Linked DNA regions of Homo sapiens: region 1 is linked to region 2. A link is an interaction called in ENCODE POLR2A ChIA-PET data of the cell type or tissue named here. Cell type or tissue: PC-3. All regions are shown on one strand. Each heading gives the region's core, and the rest is flanking DNA. Links, peaks and the distances in the headings are about the cores only.

Region 1 (4,975 bases), core at 610-4,609, 430 kb before region 2:
AATAACATGCATTTAAGATTCTTCCATGTTTATTCATGGTTTCACAGCTCATTTCTTTTTAGCACTGAATAATATTTCATTGCCTGGATGTCCCGCAGTACATGTATTCATTCACCTACTGAACGACATCTTGGTTGTTTCCAAGTTTGGGCAATTATGGATAAAGCTACTATAAACATCTATATGTATGTTTTTGTGTAAACATTTATTTTTATCTCCTTTAGGTAAACACCAAGGAGCACCATTGCTGAATCATATTGTAAAAGTATGTTTCATTTTGAAAGAAACCATCAAACTGTCTTCCAAGGTGGCTGTACCATTTTTCATTTCCACTAAAACATCCTGCAATTGCCACTGTCAGCGTTCTGGATTTTGGCCTTTCTAATTGGTAAGTAGTGGTATCTCATTACTGTTTTGATTTGCATTTCCCCAATGACATATGATGTGAAGAATATTTTCATATGCTTATTCACTATCTGTATATCTTTTTTGGTAAGATGACTGTTAAGGTTTTTGGCCCATCTTTAAAATCAGATTGTTTGTGTTTTTATTGTTGAGTTTTAAAAGATACTTGTATATTTTGGATAACAGTCCTTTATTGGATATGTCTTTTTTTTTTTTTTTTTTTTTTTGAGAGAGAGAGAGAGTCTCCCTCTGTCACCCAGGCTGGAGTGCAGTGGAGTGATCTCAGCTCACTGCAACCTCTGCCTCTGAGGTTCAAGCAGTTCTCGTGCCTCAGCCTCCTGAGTAGCTAGGACTACAGGCACGCATCACCATGTTTGGCTAATTGTTGTATTTTTATTAGAAACAGGGTTTTGCCATGTTTCCCAGGCTTGTCTCAAACTCCTGACCTCAGGCAATCCACTGGCCTCAGCTTTCCAAAGTCCTAGGATTACAGGCGTGAGCCACCGCGCCTGGCCATGGATGTGTCTTTGCATTCATTTTCACCCAATTTGTGGCTTGTGTGCTCATTCACTTGAGGAAATGCCTTTTGATTTTAATTCAATGCAAATATTACCAAAAACGTGATATAATTCCATTTTTAGCTTATTCAAGTAAAGTTCATAAATATTCATTATTCTACAAATATTTATGGTGCACCTTATCACATGTCAAACTCTGACTAAGGATACCAATTACTCTAGTTAAACTGTGACCGTACAGAATCAAGACATCTCTGTAAAGAGAGCAAATTTAATTAACTGATCTGAAAATTTTACCTTTGCTGGCTCACAGTGCTCAATTACCATGTAATTGAAGTGATATGTGATTAATTAAATTTTTTAGCTCCAGCATATTTGGAGTGTTTCCCATGATGTATTAGAGTCAAAAGCCATGGTGTTCTCCCAAGTAATGTATAATATAATAAAAGAGACAGACCTATTACAAAATGAATAGGCAGTGCAGTGGGATAGAAAAAGCACTGAGCTACTATCTGTGTGAGCTGGGAGAAGTATAATAAGTTAAATTATCATCTTGGCCTCACTTTCATTTTTGGTAAGAATGGAGTCATTGGGCTAGAATCTGTAGGTAATGGATTCTTACTGCTATACGTAGAATAACCATTTTGTGTACTAAGGACCAATGCAGCCCTACCTGTAGCTGGGCAGCAGCCAGAGTCAGAGTGATTGGAAGAAAAAAATTGGATCTCCAAGTTGAAGGTCTAGCCTTGGAAGAATCTGTTACTATAAAATGAGAAGCAGAATAAGTAAGCCAGATGAAGAGTTAAACCCGTGCTTGTAGATTTTTGTTGGCTTGGTATTTTTTTGTGTTTAATTCAAGAAGAATTAGAGGCAGTGTTCCCCATTAAGAAAAGACATAAACTGATTAAAAGGAGACCCAAAGAAGGGAATTATCACTGCTCTGCTAAGGGACGTGGAAGGTGAGGGGACACAGCACAGTTGTATATAGAGTGGCCACTAATCCAGCCACACAGCAGCATTTCCATCTGCCTCCTGCCATCTTTCCCCTGTATGGAGAACCACAGGATTTTGGTGATGTTCTATTTCTTGACTTTGGTGACGGTTACAGTATTTGCTTAATTATTATTTCATTATTTACATGTTTTGTGCACTTTTCCAAACCTTTTAATTGTTAAGAATATATGGTACCATGTATTTAAGAATACATGGTACCATATAATAAGAATATATATTTAAGAATATATATTATTCTTTAAGAATATATGGTACCATAATGTCCTGAATGATACCTATGAGAGCAGTCATTTGACTTTGGCAAAAAAATGAGGTTTCTCATGGAGTCAATTTATGCAGCAGACAGAAAAAAAAATCCTTTGAAAGACAAATACATTGTGTGCTTCCTGCCAATAACGATGTAATACTTCCTCGTTTTAGTTAATGAAAAATAACACATACTTTCAAAGTTCTGTAGACTCTAAAAAGAAAGAAAACACTCAAATGAGTCACCTATTTCCACATTCGAGGCTGAGAAGCTATATAAATTTCTGCAGTCACTAGCAGAAAACACCAAATCAACCATAGGTCCAAGAACAATTGTCTCTGGACGGCAGCTATGCGACTCACCGTGCTGTGTGCTGTGTGCCTGCTGCCTGGCAGCCTGGCCCTGCCGCTGCCTCAGGAGGCGGGAGGCATGAGTGAGCTACAGTGGGAACAGGCTCAGGTATGTCACAGCCCACTTACTTAGGGTTCCATTCTTTTGCCATCTGCATTAAGAAATGTGTTTTTCAATTATTTCCCTTCCCATGTTAGCATTGCAGTGGAATTTTCTTTGGGGTGGTTCTTCGGATTATAAAAGCAATATATGTTTTCATCAAGTAGCCATTAAAAGCAGGTTTCAGAATCTGCTCAAATCGGGCTTGAGTTCCAACCCTCCACTCACTATGTAGATAGACTCAGGAAGGTCATCAAACTTCTCTAAGCTTCAGGTTTCCAATTTGGAAGTTGGAGATAAGAATGGTATCAACCAAATGAGGGTGTTGTGAAGCATTCAACACAATACCTGAAACATTGTTTAAATTAAGTTCTTATTTTTATTTATTATAACTTGAGATTCTTTTTCTATAGTATACAGAATATTGCCTCTTAAGATACAACCTGTAAATATACTGTTTGTGTATTTACAATACTGTTTGTAATGGAGATATCTGAAGTCAGAAAACATGGGTAGAAATTACAACTCTCCAACAAGTCAATGACAATAGACAAGGCATTAACATCTGACTTTGTTTTCTCATGTGTCCAGTAGAAAAAATAATATTATGTGTTTTATACCTCATGGGGTATTCTAGTAAGTAAATGAGGTGATAACAAAACCAACTAGCATGTATGTAACAATTGTAGATTATAAAGTACTTATATAGACATTGTGTCATTTAATCCTTAGTTCTATAAAAAGAGGAAACCAAAGTTAAACTGATTAGTGTACTTATTAGTGGTAGAGATAGAAATCAAGGACAAGTGCTTCTGGTTCAAAAATCATGTTCCTTGCAATATGCTTCTTAATAAGCAGTCTAATAAATATAAGCAGTCTACTAATTATTATTTGGTTAACTAATGGGATGATTACTTATAACTATTATTTGTAAATTTAGGCCTTAAGCATAAGAAAAGTCAATTTTTAATTCACATTAACTTAGACTTTTAAAAAGTTCCAGTTATAATAAGTTAGATTGAACCACATAAAGTTACTAGTATTTAACTTTTAAAATCTCCAAAACAGTAGTTTTATATGGTTCCACCTAATGAATTCTCCAGAAAGAGTACTCTGCGTTTAGTTTCTTTACTTAGAGTGAAGGTTGGCAGAAACTTAGTCTTCACTTGGAGGGATGTTAGCTAGGTTTAACAAAAAAACAGGAAAAGTCATCTCAACAAAGCAGAGAGATTTCTTCCAGAGGGTGTCTTGGTAAAGTCTGTAGCTCTAGAAGGGATTAAATGGGTTATTTGTTTTTAAATAAAGGATCAGTTATCAATTGTCATGGATGAACAATAAGTATTTGTTGTATTTAATGAGACAATTGTTGGTAACAGGAAAAAAAGACACAATATTAATAAGATTTCTTACATAAATTGCATATTCCTGGGCGGTCCTAAGACAGGTAACCATTACCATCTACTCCAAATAAACTGCAAATTAGTGAGCCAATGTTTAAATCATTTTAACAACAATATTATCAGGCATCATATAACCCTACACATGTTTCTAATGTATAGAAGTCAGAACACTTGAGTTCAAATACTGGTTCCTTCAGTTACTCACAAGGTGATCTTGTGCAATTTATTTCACTTCTCTGAGCTGTGTTTCTTCATGTATAAAATAGGGATAACAATGCCATACTTGTTTCATAGAGTGGTTATGAGGTTTACATAAAATAAATATGTAAGTGCCTGGCTCTAGTAAGTGCTTAAAAATGTTCCTGTGAGGTTGCTATTGTTGTTAGTTCATTCACTTTTGTTGTTGTTGTATTTGTGCTGCTGGATTCCTATCCTCATATTCAGATACTGAGAAACTTTAGAGAAATTCCCAGGAATCCAACCTTGCATGGAATAAACCTGGGAGTCCTACTGTATACTGCAATCTCCCAAAGTGGGTTTGACTAGAGATTTAACAGCAGAAAGAAGGGCTGGGAATGGAATGAGCAGAAAGAGGGAAAAGAGGACCTAGGAGTCAGGAAAGTCAAGTCCAGTTCTGCTACTAATTTAAGGTGTGAACCTGGGCACATAAATCATTTAGTTGCTATAAGCTTTGGTTCCTTCACCGGATTATTAAATTGAACTATTTAATAATTTCCTAATATCTTTTCCCAGAGCTAAAATTTTAAGACCCTTTAACTTTTAGCTGGAACCGCATCTCAGCTGGACTTTAGATAGGGCTGGTTGACCTCAGATCTCCCCCACAGGGTCTATGATAACACAGAGAATGTCCCAGTCGTACCCCTGAGGACAGACTGGTACATGCTTCCTGATTGCTCTTACACACTTCTAGGCTTTATAAA
Region 2 (4,975 bases), core at 741-4,740:
ATCACATTTATTCATTATCCCCCTGCCCCTCAGAAAATGACATCTTCTCCAGTTGCTCAGAGATATGGAGGCCACCATATACAAAAGCCTTGAAAGTCTTTCCCTGGCTGGTCGTGGTGGCTCACGCCTGTAATCCCAGCACTTTGGGAGGCTAAGGCGGGCAGATCACCTGAGGTCGGGAGTTCGAGACCAGCCTGACCAACATGGAGAAACCCCATCTCTACTAAAAATTCAAAAATTAGCTGGGTATGGTGGCACATGTCTGTAATCCCAGCTACTCAGGACGCTGAGGCAGGAGAATCGCTTGAACCCAGAAGGCGGAGGTTGTGGTGAGTTGAGATCGCACCATTGCACTCCAGCCTGGGCAACAAGAGCGAAACTCTGTCTCAAAAAAAAAAAAAAAAAAAATCTTTCCCTGACCTACATAAACATATCTACATCCTCACAAGTTCTTCCCTTCACAGGTACATTTTTGGAAAGAGCAATCCACATGCCTGTTCACTTCACTTTGTGTTCATTTACCTCTGACTCAACACATCTAAAAGTGAATTCTTGGCCAGGTGTGGTGGCTCACGCCTGTAATCCCAACACTTTGGGAGTCCAAGGCAGGCAGATCACTTGAGGTCGGGAGTTCGAGACCCGCCTGGCCCACAGAGTGAAACCCTGTCTCTACTAAAAATACAAAAATTAGCCGGGCATGGTGGCACACGCCTGTGGTCCCAGCTACTTGGGAAGCTGAGGCACTGAGAATCACTTGAACATGGGAGGAGGAGGTTGCAGTGAGCTGACATCACACCACTGCACTCCAGCCTGGGCGACAGGTGAGACTCTGTCTCAAGAAATTAATTAATTAATTAATTAATTAATTAAAAGTGAACTCTTTACCTCTACCCTCCTCCATCACCAGCCATGTACACAACCTCGCAAGCCACATCCTTCTTCTGATTCACCAGCTCAGTTAATGGCATCATGGTCCACATGCTTGTTTAAGCCAGAAAACTGGGTGTCCCCTTAATCACCTTCTCACCATCACTTACAACTTACTTACTACTCATTTGTGTTAATTTTCTTTCAGATATCTGAAAGTCTACCACCCAACCACATGCCCATTTTCACGTCTATAATACTTCACTTCTTATCTTTTTGTTTGTTTGTTTTTGCAGTACCACCAAAATCATGTTCCTGCTTCTAGCTTTTTTTTGTTTGTTTGTTTGTTTTGTTTTTTTTTTTGTTTTTGAGACAGATGGTCGCTCTGTCACCCAGGCTGGAGTGCAGTAGCGTGATCTCGGCTCATTGCAACCTCCGCCTCCCAGGTTGAAGCGATTCTTCTGCCTCAGCCTCCCAAATAGCTGAGACTATAGGCGCATACCACTACACCCGGCTAATTTTTGTATTTTTTGTAGAGACGGGGTTTCACCATGTTGGTTAGGCTGGTCTCCAACTCCTGGCCTTAGGTGATCCACCCGCCTCGGCCTCCCAAAGTGCTGGGATTACAGACGTGAGCTACTGCTTCCGGCATCCTGCTTCTAGTTGTACCTGGCTCCATCAGACTTCTATTCTGATGTCAGAGTGAGCTTGCCAACATGCAAGTCTGATCAAGGTGTGATACCATTCAGGACAAATTCAGCCCCCTTAGAATGGCATATGAGGCTTTTAACCATTCTGGTCCTTGCTGCTCTCCTCAACCTATCTTTTGCCACTCCTCATCTATGTCTGCTTTGTTTCCAGACATATTGAACCACTTGTGGTTTCTTGAGTGAGCCATTTTTCCTCTCATCCTTTTACCACTGCAGATGTTTTTACTGCTGCTTGGAACTCACTTGCCTCCTTTTCACATAGTTTCCCCTGAAACTCAACCTTCAAGACTTAACCTCTAACAGAGAGCCCTCATGGTTCTCCCCTGCTCATCGGTCCCCACCCCAGAGTAGGCAAGGGGCTTCACCTCTGGGCTCTCAAAGAATCTAGCTATTGCCTCCATCATGGCATTAACCATAGTTTGTTGTAATAGTTTTTATGCATGTTTGTGTCACAGCACTCCTCTGAGTGCTTCTGCAACAGTATCTCCCATCTTTATATCCTCATGACAGCAATGCTCAACAAATAATAGGTGTTCAAGAAATGTTCAAAAGAGGGAGGGGAGAGAGGTAAGGAGAGAGATGTTGGAGCCCAAAAGTGAAGATACGGTTGAATCTCAAACAACTAACTTGCTGCCATGACTCTAATTTTGAAAATTCAGCCTCCACAGACCAGACAGATGTTTCTATACCATATATCTCCAAGACATCACAACACTGACTAAATGCTAATGCATTTGTCTTGTACGCTCAAATGTTTTTGATGGAATAAAAGTAACAGTTGGCCGGGCGCGATGGCTTACGCCTGTAATCCCAGCACTTTGGGAGGCAGAGGCAGGCGGATCACGAGGCCAGTTTGAGACCAACCTGGTCAACATGGTGAAACCGCACCTTTACTAAAGATACAAAAAATTAGCTGGGTGTCGTGGCGCGCACTTGTAATCCCAGCTACTCGGAAGGCTGGGGCAGGAGAATTGCTTGAACCCGGGAGACGGAGGTTGCAGTGAGCCAAGATTGTGCCACTGTACTCCAGCCTGGGTGACAGGGCGAGACTCTGTCTCAAAAAAAAAAAAAAAAAAGAAAAAAAAAGCCAACATTTAATTGGCTTCTCTGACACTGCTTTGTATATTGAGCTAATTTGTTCAATACTTTTTGCTTGTTTGTTTGGTATGTTGGAGATGTCACGCCTATTCCAGAAAGGCTTACTCCTTTCAAATATATATGTCATTTTTATATTCTTCCAACTATAGATGCATTTTGGTTAATCAGCTTCTTTTTTTAAAATATAAAGTCATATGTGCTACAGTAAAAATTAATTTTCAATTATATTTGTTTTTCTTCTAAAATCTAGCTGAAATTATCCTTATGAGAGAAATTAAAGTTGGGCCGAATAGCCGGGTGTGAAGAATTTTGCAGTATGAGGCGCTTCAGGCTTAGGGCAGAGCTAGGTGTGGCATGCACCAAATAGGCCCCCTAAATAGCCTCTCAAATGCTATATACAATACCAGTTATCAAATTCCGGCTTATACTTTTCCACATCCCGGCTTGAAAATAAAGGCTACTAGATCTCATTATTTACTATACTTTACTAAATTATACTAAAAATGGAAAGATGTCTTCTAAATATACTATATATATGATTATCTGTCAGTGGTTCTCACAATGTGGTCCCTAAACCAGCAGCATCAGCATCACTAACTTGTTAGAAATGTAAAATCTCTGGCCATAACCCAGACCAACAAAATCAGGGACTCTGGAGGTGCACACAGTAATCTGTTTTTTTTTTGGGGGGGTTCATTTTTATTTATTCATTTATTTTTTGAGATGAAGTTTCAATTTTGTTGCCCAGGCTGGAGTGCAATGGCGCAATCTCGGCTTACCGCCACCTCCACCTCCTGGGTTCAAGCCATTCTCCTGCCTCAGCCTCCCGAGTAGCTGGGATTATAGGCATGTGCCACCACACCAAGCTAATTTTGTATTTTCAGTAGAGATGGAGTTTCTCCATATTTGTCAGGCTGGTCTTGAACTCCTGACCTCAGGTGATCCACCCACCTCGGCCTCCCAAAGTGCTGGGATAACAGGCATGAGCCACTGCGCCCGGCACAATCTGGGTTTTAACCAGTCCTCTAGGTGTTTCTGGTGCATGCTGGCGTTTGAGATCCACTGCTCTATATTATCTTCTACATTCTGTTTTTGTTCTATTAATATTAAATATCATCCTTTGTAAACATTATGCATCAAAGTAAATGTCTTCATTTTATAGACAAATCCTTTAATCTCATTTTCCCCGCAAATATCTATATCTAGCGTATATGTATTTAATTGATAACTGAAAATATCTATCTCACTTGTAACATATTCATGTTGTAAAGGATCTTACGAACTGATGTCTTGACTCCTACCTGAAAGCTGACAATTAATCTCTTAAGCAGTGATTCCAATTTGTTTGTAATTTTTTTTTTTTTTTGATGTGGAGTCTGTCACCCAGGCTGGAGTGCAGTGGTGTGATCTTGGCTCACTGCAACCTCCACCTCCTGGGTTCAAGCGAGTCTTCTGCCTCAGCCTTCTGAGTAGCTGGGACTACAGGCATGTGCCATCATGCCTGACTAATTTTTCTAATTTTGTAGAGATGAGGTTTCACCATGTTGGCCAGGCTGGTCTTGAACTCCTGACCTCAAGTGATCCACCTGCCTCAGCCTCCCAGAGTGCTGGCATTACAGGCGTGAGCCACTGCACCGAGCCATGTTTATATGTTTTAACATTCTTGTGACTTGCTTGCTTTGTCATACACGTATCTTCAACATAACGTAGCATAATTTTTTTTTTTTTTTAGACGTAGTCTCACTCTGTTGCCCAGGCTGGAGTGCAGTGGTGTGATCTCGGCTCATCACAACCTCTGTCTCCCAGGTTCAAGCGATTATCCTGCCTCAGCCTCCCGAGTAGCTGGGACTACAGGTGCGTGCCACCATTCCCGGCTAATTTTTGTATTTTTAGTAGAGACAGGGTTTCACTATGCTGGCCAGGCTGGTCTCAAACTCCTGACCTTGTGATCTGCCTGCCTGGGCCTCCCAAAGTGCTGGGATTACAGACATAAGCCACCGCGCCGGCTGCACAAATACATTTTAAAAACCATTAAGTAGGCCGACGCGGTGGCTCAGGCCTGTAATCTCAGCACTTTGGGAGGCTGGGGCTGGTGGATCTCTTGAGCTCAGGGGTTCGAGACCAGCCTGAGCTACATGGCAAAACCCCATCTCTACAAAAAAATATAAAAATTGGCCAAGCATGGTGGGGCATGCCTGTGGTCTCAACTACTCGGGAGGCTGAGGTGGGAGGATCACTTGAACCCAGGGGACAGAGGTTGCAGTGAGCTGAGATCATGCCACTGCACTCCAGCCTGGGCA

What was found. Peaks named below come from ENCODE experiments on the same cell type or tissue, not always from the same donor. Only the 100,000 strongest peaks of a DNase experiment are listed, where the experiment ranks them.
Region 1: POLR2A ChIA-PET joins it to region 2 with 5 read pairs; 2 of 35 experiments call an interaction of 5 or more read pairs at or near these places.

Annotation. Positions count from the first base shown.
Region 1 is chr11:102,528,261-102,533,235 of GRCh38, reverse strand. It overlaps MMP7 (matrix metallopeptidase 7), which reads left to right and starts at 2,489. Exons shown (of 6, transcript NM_002423.5): 1 at 2,489-2,643. The coding sequence starts at 2,536. In PC-3, for the core only: no CTCF peak of the experiment used is centred there; a DNase peak (open chromatin) is centred at 2,535; H3K4me3 peaks cover 405 bases.
Region 2 is chr11:102,100,481-102,105,455 of GRCh38, reverse strand. No RefSeq gene overlaps it. Among named protein-coding and RNA genes, the nearest start is that of YAP1, 7.5 kb to the left of the region's middle. In PC-3, for the core only: no CTCF peak of the experiment used is centred there; no DNase peak of the experiment used is centred there.